Linked DNA regions of Mus musculus: region 2 is linked to region 1. The links are chromatin loops, found by intact Hi-C in ENCODE. Cell type or tissue: heart. All regions are shown on one strand.

What was found. Peaks named below come from ENCODE experiments on the same cell type or tissue, not always from the same donor. Only the 100,000 strongest peaks of a DNase experiment are listed, where the experiment ranks them.
Region 2: it touches region 1 in a loop (4-fold over the local background); 2 of 42 quality-filtered maps call a loop at or near these places.

Annotation. Positions count from the first base shown.
Region 1 is chr4:53,698,831-53,706,830 of GRCm38, forward strand. It overlaps Fsd1l (fibronectin type III and SPRY domain containing 1-like), which reads left to right. Exons shown (of 13, transcript NM_001195284.1): 13 at 2,211-8,000. The coding sequence ends at 2,333. Among named protein-coding and RNA genes, the nearest start is that of Fktn, 11 kb to the right of the region's middle. In heart, no CTCF peak of the experiment used is centred here; no DNase peak of the experiment used is centred here.
Region 2 is chr4:53,436,534-53,444,533 of GRCm38, forward strand. Slc44a1 (solute carrier family 44, member 1) reads left to right here and starts at 3,883. Exons shown (of 16, transcript NM_001374697.1): 1 at 3,883-4,183. The coding sequence starts at 4,151. In heart, a CTCF peak has its summit at 3,616; DNase peaks (open chromatin) are centred at 1,028, 3,748 and 4,708; H3K4me3 peaks cover 3,308 bases; H3K27ac peaks cover 2,709 bases.

The DNA of each region.
Region 1 (8,000 bases):
TTGGCTCTGAAATTATTGTTTGGGCACCCTGAGAATAAGAATTTATTGATATAGAGATCTGACTGATTAATTTTAAGTTTCTAGAGTTTTGATTTACTGGGTTAAGGGGAATTGTGACCACCGACCACAGGGGGTGGATGGCTGAGAAGGGAAGACTGCCAGCTGGGGCTAGCCAATAGGTGGTGAAGCCCCTGGGCAGAGAGTAGCTGGGTGAAGCGCGGGAACTTGGTGTCTTTTTTTACTATTTCCCTGCAACAGAGGTGAATGGCATACAGTCTTTGATGCCGCAGCAGAGCATATGTGAATGTTGGTCTCACTGCCCTGTATGCCAGTCAGGCTTCTTGCCTACTGAGTAGTCTGTCGTGTTTGTGTGTGCTGTGGATTGTAGCCAGGACCTGCACATGCTGAGCGAGCACTCCAACCCGAGCTTATTTTCTACCCCACATTATTTTGAGACAAGATCTCTTTGTCTGGTTGCAGGAGATGTCTGGTTCAGGTTCCATATCTCCCTTACTAGGGGTCTTAGCTAGGGTCATCCTCATAGATTCCTGGCGGTTTCTACTACCCTAATTCTACCTGGTCCCCAAAATGTCCCACAACTCCAGTTGTCTCTCAGTAATCTCTCCCTCCATCTTCCCCAACCTGATTCCTCTTGTTCCTGTCCCCACTTGCCCAAGTCTACCTGAGATATCTATTCTGTTTCCCTTTCCAGGAAGGTTTATGCATTCCCCCTTGAGTCCCGCTTGTTACTTAGCCTCTCTGGGTTTGTGGTTTATATATGGTTATCCTTTACAGCTACTATCCATTTATAAGTGAGTACATACCATGTTTGTCTTTCTGGGTCTGGGTTACCTCACTCAGGATGGTTTTCTTCTAGTTCCATCCATTTGCCTGCAAATTTCATGATGTCATTTTTGGGGGTTTTGTTTGTTTTTTGGTTTTTTGGGACAGGGTTTCTCTGTGTAGCCCTGGCTGTCCTGGAGCTCACTTTGTAGACCAGGCTTTCCTTGAACTCAGGAATCTACCTGTCTCTGCCTCCCAAGTGCTGGTATTAAAGGCGTGCGCCCCCACTGCCCAGCATGATTCATTTTTTTTAACAGCTAAGTCACAAATACTCCGTTATATAAGTGAACCACATTTTCTTTATCCATTCTTAAGTTAGGGGACATCTAAGTTGTTTCCAGTTTCTGCCTATTATGAATAAAGGTGCTATGAACATAGTTGAACAAGTGTCTTTGTGGGATGGTGGAGCATCTTTTGGGTATATGCCCAGAAGTGGTATAGCTGGGTCTTGAGATAGATTGATGCCAATTTTTCTGAGACCACCATATTGATTTCCAAAGTGGCTGTGTAAGTTTATGCTTCCAACAACAGTGGAGGAGTATTATCCTTGCTCCACATCCCAGCCAGCATGTGCTGTCACTTGCATTTTTGATCTTAGGCTTCTGACAGGTGTAGTGGAATCTCGGAGAAGTTTTAATTTGCGTATCCCTGATGGCTATGGATGTTGAACATTTAAGTGCTTCTTGTCTATTTGAGAGTCCTCTACTGAGAATCCTGTTTAAATCTGTACCCCATTTTTAATAGGATTATTTGGTTTGTTGATGTCTAATTTTTTGAGCTCTTTATATATTTTGGAAACTAGCCCTCTATCAGATGTGGAGTTGTTGAAAATCTTTTTCCAGTTTGTAGGCCGCCATTTTGTTCTAATGATGGGGCCTTTGCTTTACAGACGGTTCTCATCTCATGGGGTCCTATTTATTAATTGAGATCTTAGGACATGAGTGATTGGTGTTCTGTTCAGGGCAAGTGTCTCAAAGGATCATATGTCCTGTCTAAAGCTATGTCTCAATATTAACGTCATAAATGTGATATAAGCTTCTTAGGGGTACAGTCCCCTGGTTATAAACATTAGGGAAGTACCAATACTCAGTATTGCTTGCTGAGGTTAATCTGCTTTGTTCTCCTGAGTTTCCGCTGCCCTGTGTTCCCTTTCCTGGGCACAGATTCGGTGGCTTCTACGACACAGCCAGCCTTTGGCCGCTGTGAGCCTTTTCATCTCTCCTCAGCTCGAGCACGAAGCTTATCAGTTTGGGATTTGTTGATGTTCATCCCTGTGACATTTTGCCTTTCAAATGGAAAGTTAAGGATTACTGGAGTTATAATTGGATTTGAGTTTAACTGAGACTTTGTTTTTTGTCTTCTCTTAGGTGTGGTGTGGTGGACTTTCTTTGAGTACTGGAATGCAGGTTCCAAGTGCTGTGAGAACACTTCAGAAAAGTGAAAACGGAATGACTGGTTCAACTAGCAGCCTGAACAATGTCACTCAGTAATGGCAACTCAGACTGTTTCCCTTCCCTTTGACTGTGTGGCCTTTCCCACACAGTTACTAACAGATATTTCTGAGTGGTGGAATCAGGTTTTCTATGTTCTGCTTTAAAGCCTGGAGTCTGTTAGATTAACTACCAAATAGGAAGCAGCCATGGAGGTTATTGCCTGCGTCCCAGAATCAAGCAGTTGGGGTGCAGGAGGCTGACATAGTGATATTGAGTAGTGATTAGGAAAGGGGCGGTGTTGAACTGTTTGTGTAGAAAGCCATCTTTCTGTCTCTTAAGCTCCTCTGGTTTGTCTGGTAGGTGTAATTACGCCTGGCGAGCCCTGGGCCCGGGTTGCTAAGCATTAAAAGCTTGCCTTTCTCCCTGCCCTTGCTCTGTTTCTGCTCCTCACCGGCTGTCATTACATGCTACACTGAGGCTTTAAAAACACAAGGTCCCCCAAGGCTTCCTAGAAATTGAAATCTTTGCCTAGGCAGAGAAATTGACCTATGGTGGCTTATTTTAGTCTTTTATAAATAAACTGAGTTTTTGATAGGGTAACTTATGGATTGACTAGATTCATATCACTTTCTCCTCTAAAATATTGTAGTATTTTCTTATAGTTATAACTCAAAAATATCAAGCAGACAGAGAATTTAGGCAGTGCAAAGGAGTATTCTTGTGTGTTTGTGTTGAGTCATTCTGTCCATTCCTCCACCAGCTCCTGGGCACCACCTGAGAAACCGTGCTCTCTAAGTTTGTTCTCTGCTTTGACCCCACTTTTATAGCTGTCTTTGCATCTTTGATAAAACTTCCACTTGAATTTGGCACTGATAATAATTATTGCTTATGAAAGTTTGTGAATTAAGTTCTTTATAAAGGGTAAAAAGCTGTATATTGCTGGGTTTTGTTGTTTTTTTGTTTTGTTTTTTTTTGTTTTTTGTCTGTGTAAGATTATAAAGAAATGTGCCTAAAGTATTCTTTTCTGGAATAATTTGTATGTTCTTTTATAAAGATATGGATTGGTTTACCAGCTGTTTAAAAAAAAAAACATGTGTCCTAGCTGGGCATAGTGGTGCATACCTTTAATCCCAGCACTTGGGAGGCAGAGGCAGGTGAATTTCTAAGTTCAAGGCCAGCTTGGTCTATAGAGTGAGTTCCAGGACAGCCAGGACTACACAGAGAAACCCTGTCTCAAAAAAACCAACCAAACAAAAACAAAAACAAAATGTGTCCTACTTAATTGGTATATGTGTTTTTCAAACAATCATTTGAGGGGTGTTTTGATTTGGTTTGGTTTTTGTTTCTGTCTTTTTGGTCCATTCATTCACTGTTTAAAAGTTTATGATTCTTCCAAAAATGAATATAGTTTCCTTTTTCAAATCTGAAGGCATGTGGGAAGCAGTGAGCAAAACCTGTGGTTATTAACGGAAAAGTCTTTTATTACAAAGTCAATTAAAACTTTTCATTCAAGGTTTTTGAGCCAAACTAGAAGTTGAGATTGTAAAACTGCTTTAAGAACTTTAAAGAAATGAATATTTGATCTCTGATTAATTTTTGAGACTTCTAAATCTCTTCTTGTTTTAAGTTTCTTGGACTTCTGACAAACTTCCCTGGAGAAGTGTTCATTTTTGTTTTCTTCATGTAGCTTGTAGATCATAATAAGTATTTGCTCTTAAAATTTACTACTTAGTAGCATGATTATTTTTGTTCTGTTGATGAAGCAAATTTGACAGAATATTATTTCTCCATATCACACATATCTACACTATTATCTGATAACACACTGGTAGTTTTTAAGACTAAGGCAGTTTATAGAATGAAGTATATCAATATTCTTTTGGTTTCCCAAAGCAATATTTTACTTTTCATTTATTATAGTTTGAAAGACATTTTTCATTGTTCCATTACCTATAGAAATGGTATTTCATGACCTAGGGAAAAAGGAATTACTCCTTTTTGTAGACTCATACCTGAAAGCAGTGATTTACTAGAATTGCTTTGTGTGGCTACTAAGTTTATTTTGTCAAAAATGACAAGGAAAAAGCCAGCTGTTTTCATAGACCTTTTCATTATGATACTGTATCTTGCATAGTTGAATCTTCTCATTTATACAGTGCCTTTTTCTCATGCTCATTGTCTACTGACTTTAAGGCAGGCAACACTGGACCATAGTGGTGCAGGCCTTCTATTGAGGCCAGAGGAGCAAGTGTGCTTCTTCCTTGTCCTTGTCCCATCATTGAGACCTTCATCTACAGTTTCCAAACAGTCATTGGAAAACGCACGACAGTTACCCAGAAGGTTTTATTTCTCAGCAGATTTGTAGAATGAAGTATAACGTCAGTGAATGAGAGTCCAAGTTCTTATCACACGATATTAGGTACTAATTATACCCTCATTGCTTTAAAATACACATCAGGGTCTCTTTTAAAAATAGAACAAATCTGTAGTATTTAAGTTTAAAAATCTTAAGTTTATTATGTTAAATTGAATTTTGTCAACCCTTCTTTTTAAATTAAAATAATTGAATAGAGTGCCTAGTTAAATTTTCTCAAAGCAAGGTAACTGCTCAGCTCAGTCAGCTGTGGCAAGCTGGCCAGCCCTCTTCACTCCAGCGTTCTTCACTGCTCTATGTCTGCTTACACAGCTTGGACATGGCTGCTTTCCATGAAGGAAATATAGGGGAGGTGGACTGTAAGGGATATATAACCAGTGTGAAGAACTGCTTCATAAAATATGTATTAAGTATTGTATTTCCCTCTTAGCAGTTGAATCCAAACCAGTTTCATTTAGCTGGAAGTAGACAGGAAGGAGCTGCCTTAAGCACTTTAGAAAAAGAATTTGCTACAATTCATTTGACTCAGCTGATTGTGTCACATCTTTTAAATACTGGTAAATATGGATATACCAAGTATTTAATGACTAATGCACATAGAAATTAATATTAATACAGTGATCTTTTGAATGTTCCAGGTATAGGCTTTTTAAAAAGTGTTAAGAGTGTCTGTCTGTCTGTCTGTCTGTCTGTCTGTCTGTACGTTTAATTGATAGCACCTCTGCCGTGTGTCATCAACTACTAGACAGCCAGGCTAAGCCTTCTCATTCTGTTCTGAAGATTCTAAAAAAATTCGAACCATCAACAATAGTATGTATAATTTGAACTTCCATGATTGATCCTTGATATAAATAATAAAAGAAAATATTTATGATGAAATATTTTAATTAGGTCAATTATCTAGAATTACCTAGTTTTGTCTATATATCTTTTCCATGAAATTATAGCTATCTATGTATTTGTAGTTGTTTCTTTCAAAAACAATTTTTAAAAATTGGAAAGGGATATATATGAGAAGTGATTACTCCAAAGAATATTAATCTTAAAAGAAAGCAGTATAGATGTCTTACCATGAAATACATTACTCTAGGCTAAAATTTCAACTGTTTTAGTCATAGATTTTTAGCATCTTTGTTAGATCAGCATATAATTCATATAACTACTTAAGTTTTTATGATGTATCATCAATTTTATTACTTTCTGTCTATGTTTGCAAAAGTAGTAGAGTTTAATTCACCATATGAACCTCATTCTGATGTTTTTGATTTGATAGTCTTGATCTAAAAATAATGTTTTGTTAATATGTCACTAAATTTCTAAAAACTGTATTCATGGGCTGCTGAGATGGCTCACAAGAAAAGCACTTGCTGCCAACTGGATGACTTGAGTTTGTTCCCTGGGACCCAAATGGAAGGGGAGACTTATCTCCTGCAAGTTGTCTTTTAACCTGCGCATGTGTGTGCACATGTGCATGCGCATACACACACACACACACACACACACACATACCTTAAAAATTTTTTAAAGTACATTTGTTGTTGCTTGTAAATTAACTACTCGTAGTAATATTTCACTTTTACATTATAATAAAAAGTTTGGAAAAGTTACTTTTCTTGTTTTATTTTTACATCATATTCATTCTGTCAGAAGTAAGCATGAAATTACTCAGTATCCATGTCACCACCAAGTTGTTGTTTTCAAGCCAGTATATTTTTTCATAACTCCAGTGCTCAGACCTAGAGTAATAAAGCTTTTCTTACAGAAAACCATCACAGCGACATTACCTCATGTTTGTATGTTTAGTTTTGTGTCTCGTAACAGTGTTCACATTTGTGATTCTGATGTCAGTATTGTGTCACCTGAGCGGGATGATTACCTGAGTACCATAGGAACTTTGTACCAGTTGGAATTTAAGTGGACTGTTTGCTGCTTTTGTTCGCATTGGAACGTTGGACATGCCATATGATACTGGCTTAGTAATCAATACCAGTAATTACCATAGAACTTTATCTGACTACCCAACCATATCAAAAGAGTACTTTTTTCTGGGTTAATAATACTAGCTTTGATACATAATCATTTAAGTTATATTTGTTTAAAATTATATATTTTCTTAGTAATAGTCAAGTTGGTGCTTAGGAATAAACATGTAGAAGTTTATGCAGTATGTAGGGCAGAGGTCAGTGAATGTATTTGCTTGGCTTGGAACTTAAGATTGAACCAATTTTACAATAAATCAAATTGGAAGAAATTGGTAAAAGGCATTTTAGTAATATTGGAACTTTTTGAAGTGTGTGGGACTATGAGAAGAATTTCTTACTAACATTTCCAATATCTGTAAGATACCAAAGGACTGAGACTAACTGATCTTTTAATGGAATTTCTTTGAAATCAAATCCATAACTGATTCTATTAAGATACAATAGCTAAAGTTGGGGAATAACTTCAGGTAAAAACTGCAAGTCTTGAAGATTTTTGGCATTCTTTTAAGTATTTAAACTTAATCTTTATAGCTGCCCCATACAGTAATCTATGACCTCTCTGAATCACTCTTCAATCTTGGGCCTCTATTGCCTTACTTCAAATATTGTACCTTGTTTAGCCTACCTCACAGGGCTGTTGTGAGGAGTGTAGTGAAACGGACTCTCATGTGAACTGGGTGGTTTCCACTAAGAATGGTTGTGTTTGGATACTTGTAAATGCTGTTTAGTTAGAAAAAGCATGTTAAGTTGGTATAAGCAGTGATTTTAAATGATTTTTAAAAATAAGACGTCCTTCAAAATGTCTTTTAGTATCAATTAAGTTTGTGCATGATTGTTTTTATATTTCTCATCAACTACACAACTTTTCCAAGTTATAAAGTCTACTGCAGCATTCATGTGTAGCGGGGAAGCCTACGTAAGCAAACGACTACAGCTCCTTCCCCCCAGGACTTGCACTTGCACTAGAGCAGCCGGTGCCCATGCAGAGTGAACGTGGCTGAATTAACTTTTCCAACAACCAAGTGGGTCAGCAATTTGATGCCCTTGATAAATATCAACTTTATTGAATTGTACCTTTTATTAAAAAGGAAATACTTCAAAACCTTGTTCATTACCTAGACCAGTTATTATCTGTCTGGACATAGTTGTGTTCCTCTAAATTGGATGTACTAAATAGTTTACAAGTTATCCTACTCCACAGATTTTGGTATGTTTGTTATCTGGACATGATTTTGCTATGCAGTTGTGATAATAAAAATTCCAGCTCCTCAGGTTTAACCTCTAAGTTGTGGATGGAGACTATTTAAAGTACACATGATGTATTCAGTGCTGCAAGAGTGTTTGAAATGAGCACACTGCCTCATTTTC
Region 2 (8,000 bases), 260 kb before region 1:
CAACAAAAACCCCAAGTAAAACAATAAATAAAATTCAGAGTTTGTGATAGTTTGTATATGCTTGGCCTAGGGAGTGGCACTATTAGGAGGTATGGCCTTGTTGGAGTAGGTGTGTCACTGTGGGTGTGGGCTTTAAGACCTTTGTACTAGCTGCCTAGAAGCCAGTCTTCTCTTGTTTGCTTTTGGAACAATATGTAGAAATTTCAGCTCCTCCTACAACATGCATGCCTGAATACTGCCACACTCCTGCTTTGATGATAATGGACTGAACCTCTAAACTTGTAAGCCTGCCCTAATCAAATGTCATCCTTATGAGAGTTGCCTTGGTCATGGTGTCTGTTCATAGCAGTAAAACCCTAATTAACACAGAGTTATACAGTAACACTGGAAAAACATAAACTTAGAAATGTGGATAGGTAGAGTTATGGAGCGAAGGAATTCGCAATCTCTAGACTCTCCAGAACAAGGATATGTGTTCAAATTCTCTGAGTATGTGTTCAAATTCAGGAGAGAGCTTTCACAGGTCTCTCACTCTTAAACTTACCTGGGAACCTGAAATGCATTGCTGAGGTCTCAAATAGAATCTGCTCTTGGCTCTCCGGTAATGAATGAACAGCTACAGCCTTCGGTTACAATTAGTTTTTGATTCAGGAGTATTTCCCAGGGGTAATCTATGAATGCTCTTAGGGAGGTTGGTGAGGCAGACCTGGAAGCTGGGGCTCAGCTGAAGGGATTGTGTGCCTGTGGGATAGAGCTGTGAACACAGTATGTTAGAACGTAACACAGCCAACGCACCAAATGCCAGGGTTTTTAAATTAGAGGGTTGATCGGGCACACACACACACACACACACACACACCACTCACATATAGATTCGTTTATATTTATGACATCTTCCCCTCCTCCACCTCAAGCCTGACCTCATGTGAACAATGAGTCAGGCTTTACTGAAATCACTGGAAAGACCATAAGTTCTGTATTTCCCTTCAGTGAGTGACCAGCGCTGAGCCTTCTGAGGCTGGAAACCCTGGAATTCACACGGCCAATTATGCAATACTAGACTATTGGGAAGCATTTCCGGCTGGCTCAGCTGGTGATCTGATTTTACCCTGCAGCATCAAGATTGATAGGCCTTATAATTTTATCCTGGTTAGTGCAGACGTTGTTCTTATGTAACTCAAAAAAAAAAAAAAAAACAAAAAACAAACCTCCTTGGTTTTGAAAAAACCTTATACCCTTTAAGAGGGCTTTTCCCTCAGGACACCTCAAGGTAGTGAGATCCAAGCCCTGAGCTCTGGCTCGGGTAAAAAAACCAAACAAACAGTTTTCTCCTTTCTGAATTTACTGTAATTTAATTCCGCTGAATGCTGTGTGTGCTGGTTTATGAGAAAGAGGGAAAAGCACAGAACAGTAAAGCCTCCCTCTAAATTACATCCCCCCCCGCCCCCCGCCCCCCCCCCCCCAGGTTTGGGAGACTGAACTCAGCACTGCTCAGGCGTGAGCCTCACTCTGGCTTCCTCCTAAATCACTGTGTCCAGGAGGCTTCTCTGGGCACCATGGCTGTGGGAAAGAGACTTGTTGTTCAAAGGGACAGAATATCGACTTAGAGATTCTCAGTTTCTCTCCAGCTAATGAAAGGGTGTAATTTTACAGCATCACGTTCATATGCATACATAATTAGTGTGTTTATGAAACACCGTGCAGAACCTCAGAAGGCCTGGTTCTACTCCTGAAAGGGAACCCTCCAGTGAGGAGCAAGTACGTGCGATGTGACTGTGCTCGGACTGGGCTATCTATCCATCCACCATCCAAGGCACGGAAGAGATCTTCAAAACAAACAGCCAAACAAACAACCAAACACCCCACGCTTTGGTGAAGCACTGACAAGGCCAGCTACAGATCCAGCCACTTCTACAGTTCCAGTGATAAAATAAGCACTAGCTACTACATGGAACAACTGTGCTAGCCAGAGAGATTTTTATAATCGGAGAGAAAAGCTCCCATCTTGACTTGCTAAGAGAGACAACTCCTCTTTCCTTGATTATAAAGAAGGAAGACAGATGGCTTCTTGTTTAAGACTGTAATTTCAGCATCCTCCCTCAGTTAAAAACAAGATGTCCTTTTCTGGCTTTGAGGGAAAAATCTCATGGGAGGGATTTTTATTCCTGGCTGTATTGAATAATTCAACAAACACCCCAGAGAGCCCAGGGAGATATAAAGAAGAGAATACTTCCCCTTGTTCTCAGGGAGTTTACAATCTTACTGTGGAGTTTATGAACAGAATTGGGACCCACAGCAATTAATGCTTTATTTCTTCATTTCCAGCTAATGACCCAGTGGTTACCCGTAGGGAAAGAAGCCTTGGAAGTCACTCATCCTGTGCCTAGGAAAGAGCCTCAGGTCAAACTGCAGAAAAGTCAAGGATCTGAAGAAGTTGTTGTTGAGTGCTTATTCACTGACCTGTCCACTGCCTACCCACATTATTTAATCTTACACTTTGCAGCCATCCCTGCTATCAGGACTTCACAGAGGATCATGAGGTTTGGAGGAACAAGCCATCCAGGAAATGGTAATGCAAAACACCAACTAGGGAATTTTCTGTGTGTGAGTTTGTCTCCATTCCATACCCCTCCCACCCACACCCATTCCCCACCCTCTTGTTTAGATTTCTCCTTTCCTTGCTCCTCTAGTCAACTTCCCCTTTGAGTTTGAGTCACCTTGAAATCTGCCTTTTATGGACAAGTCAGCATTTCTGGGGTCTCACTCTGGTATCTTTGCAAACCTTTTGATCCCAGTCTTTGCAACACCTTGACAATATGAAACAAGACCGGAATGTTTATATGAGTGTTAGATACATGCGCGTTTCGGTGATAGTTAATCATGACCTTGTTTACTCTCGCCATTTTTAAACTGCTCTCGCTTCACTGTATCTGTAATGACTTCCCTAACATTGGAAATTTCTTAAAGGTTGTGCATGTCTAACTTGTTGCTACCCCCAACGCATATTAATACAGGTTTCGTTTTTTTTAATAAGAGAGTAGCAACTTTGCCTTTTATCGCCTGTTTAATCTTAGTGCCATAAATTTCTAGACTGTAATATAGTGAGTGCCTCGGTAAATATTTTAAAGATGAATTGGTGCGTGTGTTTATGTGTGTGCCCGCGCTACCATGTGTAAGAAAGTTTAGTGAAGAACCAACATGGCTTTGACTTGAGGGCCTGGAGTACTACCTTCCCCTCCCATTTCTGGCTCTTTTACTACAATTTCCAGTTGGGTGCTCTCACTGTCGTCGGCCTCCTTCAAGGCTTAGTGTCCACATCAGCAAAATGGGGCCAGGAGCAACAGATGATATTTTTCCACTTCCATCACCCATTCCTTCTCCATGGGAGGTTTTGCAAATACTCTCTCTTCTGGGTAACATAAACAGCCGCCAGAGCCCTAAAAAAAGCTCCGGGTCAGTGACCTCAGAGGCGCTCCCACCCGGGAGAAGGAGCGACCCCCGGTGACCTCCCCGTGCCTCGCGCGTACAGAAGCAAGTCGGCCGCCTTCCCTCTGCGAGCCCGCCGGGTCCACGGGCGCCTCGGCCTCAGACGCCCTCTCGCCGCCCCGAGGCAGAGCTCGGCCTCGGTGCCACCGCGAAATGGGCCCGGCGCCGCGCAGACTCCTGCGCGCGCCCAAGGGCCCGGCCTCGTTCTGGGCTGCCGTCGTCCCCGCCGTCCGCGCCGCGCGGCGCTGCACTGGGGGCGGGGAGTCTGATGGGAGACGCGCGCGGCGCCGAGGAGGAGGCGGCTGCAGCCCGGGAGAGGGAGCGGGAGCGGGACTGGGAGCGGGTGGTGGGAGGCGGGGGCCAGGGGGAGGGGCTGCCGCCGCCGCCCGCCCCTTTCCGCTGGGGAGCAGCTGCAGCAGCAGGAGCGGAGCCGGAGCCGCGCAGCCGCCGCCGCCGCCGCTGCCGCCGCCGGGGGATGTGGCCGGCGCCTGCCCCGGACCGCGCAGCCTCCTGAGTTCTTGCCGCTGTCGCCGTCGCCGCCGTCGCTGCCGAGTCGTGCGGGGCCAGGCCGCGCCCTCCCCGGGCGCCCGCCGGCTCGCATGCCGAGGGGCTCCGGGGCGTAGCTGCGCGCCCGGCGCCGCCTCCGGGCTCCTCCGGCCCCGCCATGGGCTGCTGCAGCTCCGCCTCCGCCGCGCAGGTGAGGGGCTCCCGCCTCCCGGCCGCCCGCCCGGATGCCACCCCGCGCTGTGAGCGCCTGCCGAGCCGTGCCCTTCGCTCCCCTGCCGTGCCCTGCGCCCCTCCGGTCCCCGCCGACCTCGGCGCTTCGTGCCTGGTCCCCCAATGCCCGCTGCGCTCCCTCCCCCGCTTTCGCACCTGAGCAGCCCGTCCCGCCCGTCTGCAGGTAGAGGCGCCCCGGGCGCCCGCTCTGCCCCGGGGAGGCATACGCTTCCCTCTCCTTGGGGCCCGCCAGCCTGCTCTCCACCTCCGCCGAGCCCCCCCGCCACCCACAGACTGTTTTCCGTGTCCCCAGAAGGTGTACCCCAGCTTGGGCTCTTCACCTCTCTTCCACCTTATTCTAGTTTCGGATCCATTTAATAAGCTGCCCATTTCCCCTGGTCTGCGGGCCCCCTTGGCCGGGATCAGGTGCTTCACTGGGTCCCGGTGCCCTTCCAGGGCCCATTTCACAGATCCCACCCGCTCGTTCCCCATCCCATCCCCCCTCTGTGCCTTGACCCTGAGCACCGCGGCCTCTCGGCGCACCGAGGCCCCTGCGGGAGCGGGGGGACTGGGCTGGGAAGGAGATTGGGCACCTGGTGGGTGACGGGAGCGTTACGGAAACTCCCTCTTTGTTGCCAGTGTAACAGGAGGAAGAGGTGCCGAATTTAGTTTTTCTGTGGGCACTGGCTGGATGTTGTCGCTGAGGGCTGAGATGCAGAGATTTCTCTCAGCTGCCACCCTGCCCCCATCCAAATTTCGCTAGCCGCCTTCTCTTTCCGATCAGAGCCTTTAACCTGGGTGGAAATGTTTGGACAACTGTGTAAGGATCAGATGTAATAGAACTTGACTGCTGGCCACTAATAACTGAGAGGACCTGTTTGTAAATTATCTAATTTAGTGGATTAGTGAGTGTATTTACAAATACGATAAAAAGCAATCAGGAATACTGCATCAAACTGTCTGGTGGTGGTGTATGAAAAATAGGCTCTGACAACGCCTGGGATGTTTCTCCACAGTTTCATTAGCGTAGAATTTAACAGTAGTCTGTGATTTGTTTGTTTGGTGGTGGTGATGGGGAGAAGTATGCGCTTGCTTCTAGAAATAAAGGCTGGTTGGTTCTTGGCGAAGAAAAAAAAATGCTAGTTTTTTGGGGAAAAAAATTCCTCTAGAGATGTAGCATCTGTGACACAGAAGTGCTTGGTGCTAAGTGACTATATATAACTCAGGTTTAAATAACCTGCATACTTGCTCTGAAAAATCTGAGATCTGTCACAGAAACAACTAGGATTGGAGATGAGTGGAGGACATTTATGGCTTTATTGAGCATTGATCCTGTTTGTCCAGTTCTTAGGCTGGCTGGTTTAGTTAGTGAAACCTTATTCAGTTAGGATAGCAAAGGAAAACCATGTGCCTGGTGTTAAGGAAGGCTGGATCACGGCTTTCTATTAGCATATAGAGGTGTAGAAAAACACATACCTTTGGGGATTTAGTTGGGGATTTAGGCAGGGGGTGCATCTATCAGTTGGGCATTGCTCATCTAATAGTTGTTTACATAGAGTTTTCATCAAAAAGTGTCTTTCACATTCCCTTTCTTTTCAGAATCGGGTTACTGTGCATGCTCATTTGGTGGTGAAATGCCTTTAAGACAGCAAGGTATTGATAGTTTATGGATGGCTTGTTCAATGTGTGAAGGATAGTGTGGGAGGGATGGGTTCTGCCTCAGGAGGCCACTTTAAATGGGCAGTGGGTCACGGGCTTGTCTCCCTCCATGCAGACCGCTTCCTCTCTCCCTTTCCCCTTCTCCCAGCCACTGCTTTCTGCACGCCATGTGACACAGACAAGACTCCTGTCATGCACCTGGGGGTGTGCTTTTCTCCCCCTGTGGATTTCTGTAACCAATCAGCAGTTTGTCAACATGCTTTAGTTCAGTGTTGGGGACTTGAAGTATTCAGTGGAGCGTCCAGGCAGGTTTTTAGGTACAGGGCTTGCCATCATTTTTTTTTTTCTTATTTTAGATTTTTTTTTCCCATCATTTTCATTTCTGAAGTGTTCTCGATCCCCTGATGTCTTCAACACTCATCTCAGAAGCATCAGGCATCTAGAATGCTCTTGTATTTATGTGTGTTGTGTTGAAATAAAATAGGGATGCAACTTTAAATGTTCTCTAGATGCAACGCTGCACATTACTGAGCTAATCTTCAGGGTCAGGAGTGTCTTTTCAGGCAGAATATGTTTGATTCTGCTTTCTACTGAGCTGTGAGGTTCTTGAGTGTAGAATTTGCCTTTTTCCCCCCTCCCTCAGCTTTCCATTTATGCAATGCCTCACTGTATGCTGCAGAGCTGCTCAGCTGCGGTTATTGAATGGAGTGCATACGTAAATTTAAACATTTGGCTAGCAAGTCACTGATTGTGAAGCCCCCCCCCCCAGCCCTGATCTGTGTCTCGCACTTTCCACGGTTTGATAGTCTAAGTTCACCAGACTATCCTTTTCTGAACTCAAACCTCAACTTTGTAAAGTTAAAATTTACTGTGGGAGACCACATTTATTCCTGTTCTGTCAGTAGCACCACTGGTTTGTAAAACGGAGCAGCTTGCCTCCTTTGCTCCTGACACCTTGCTCAGTGTGGGTATTTATTTTAGTCAGTGCAGTGCTATAGCATCTTAAAAGACTTGCGTGCAAGCTCTGATGATACCCTGTAGAGTCAATCAAAATACGATATACTCAGAGGTATCACCAGGAACTTTGAAGCTAGACTTTATCAGTGTATGTAAAGTACACTTTATTTTTGTTCTAGAGCTGGGTGTTGAAGTGTAGTTTTCCCTCCTAGTCTTTTACTGCGTTGCAGATGCTCATAAAAGAGTTTATGGTCTTCTGGACTTTGATCCTTTGTAGTCCAGATACTATTTTTTCCCTTGGCCATGACTAGGTATCGTAATTCCCCACCAAAATAATTATTCCACTTTGAGAATTAAAATTAAAACATCATATTCTGTGCAGGTATTTTACTGCCAAGGAAGCAAATTATTTGCAAAATAATCTGTATGGTATTAGACACATACATTTAGGAAAAGTGTCTGGTTCCATGGGCACTTACAGAACTCTTAGGGCGATTTTTCTCTGGCTTAAATAATAGTCAGTAGTTACACATTGTTGGAAATGGCTCAAAACAAACCCAGTATATGATGCCTAAAAGTCTGCTTGAAGGGGGTATCAAAGTAAGATGATCTGGAGTTTCTTTTTACAACATTAATCCTACCTAAGAGTGTTAAAATTTCTCCCCATCTGTCCATAATTAGTTTCTTCTGCTATAACCTGCTATACATAATTTCTATTCTTGTAATGCTAAACTTCAAAGTTCCCTTGTAAATCTTCAGATTTATTAAATGTTCTTTCCCATTGACAAACCAGTGTAAATGAAGGGGGTTTGTGAAAGATTACTTAGCAAATTGCTGTATGTCTTTGTCCTTAATGGCTAGATCATTATTTTCCACTGCAGTGCTTTAGAGGCGAGGAGGTTTCTCAAGCTTTTGAGGTTCTGTGTCCTCCTCCTAACCTCAGAATTGGAAAGAGCTAGAGAGAGGGGTGGGGGAGGGAGAGGAAGAGAGAGAGAGAGGTGCACAGACTTTCTAGTGGAAGAGACTACCTGTTGTGAGCCTCAATTTAGAAGACTCTTGGGCACTGTCTTGTCCCAAGCCCTTCAAACTGAGGGTGACATTTTTAACTGCCATATCCTAATTGCTTAGCCATGCTGCCTTAAAAACAATTGGGAATATTTACTCATTACTATTTGTCTTAT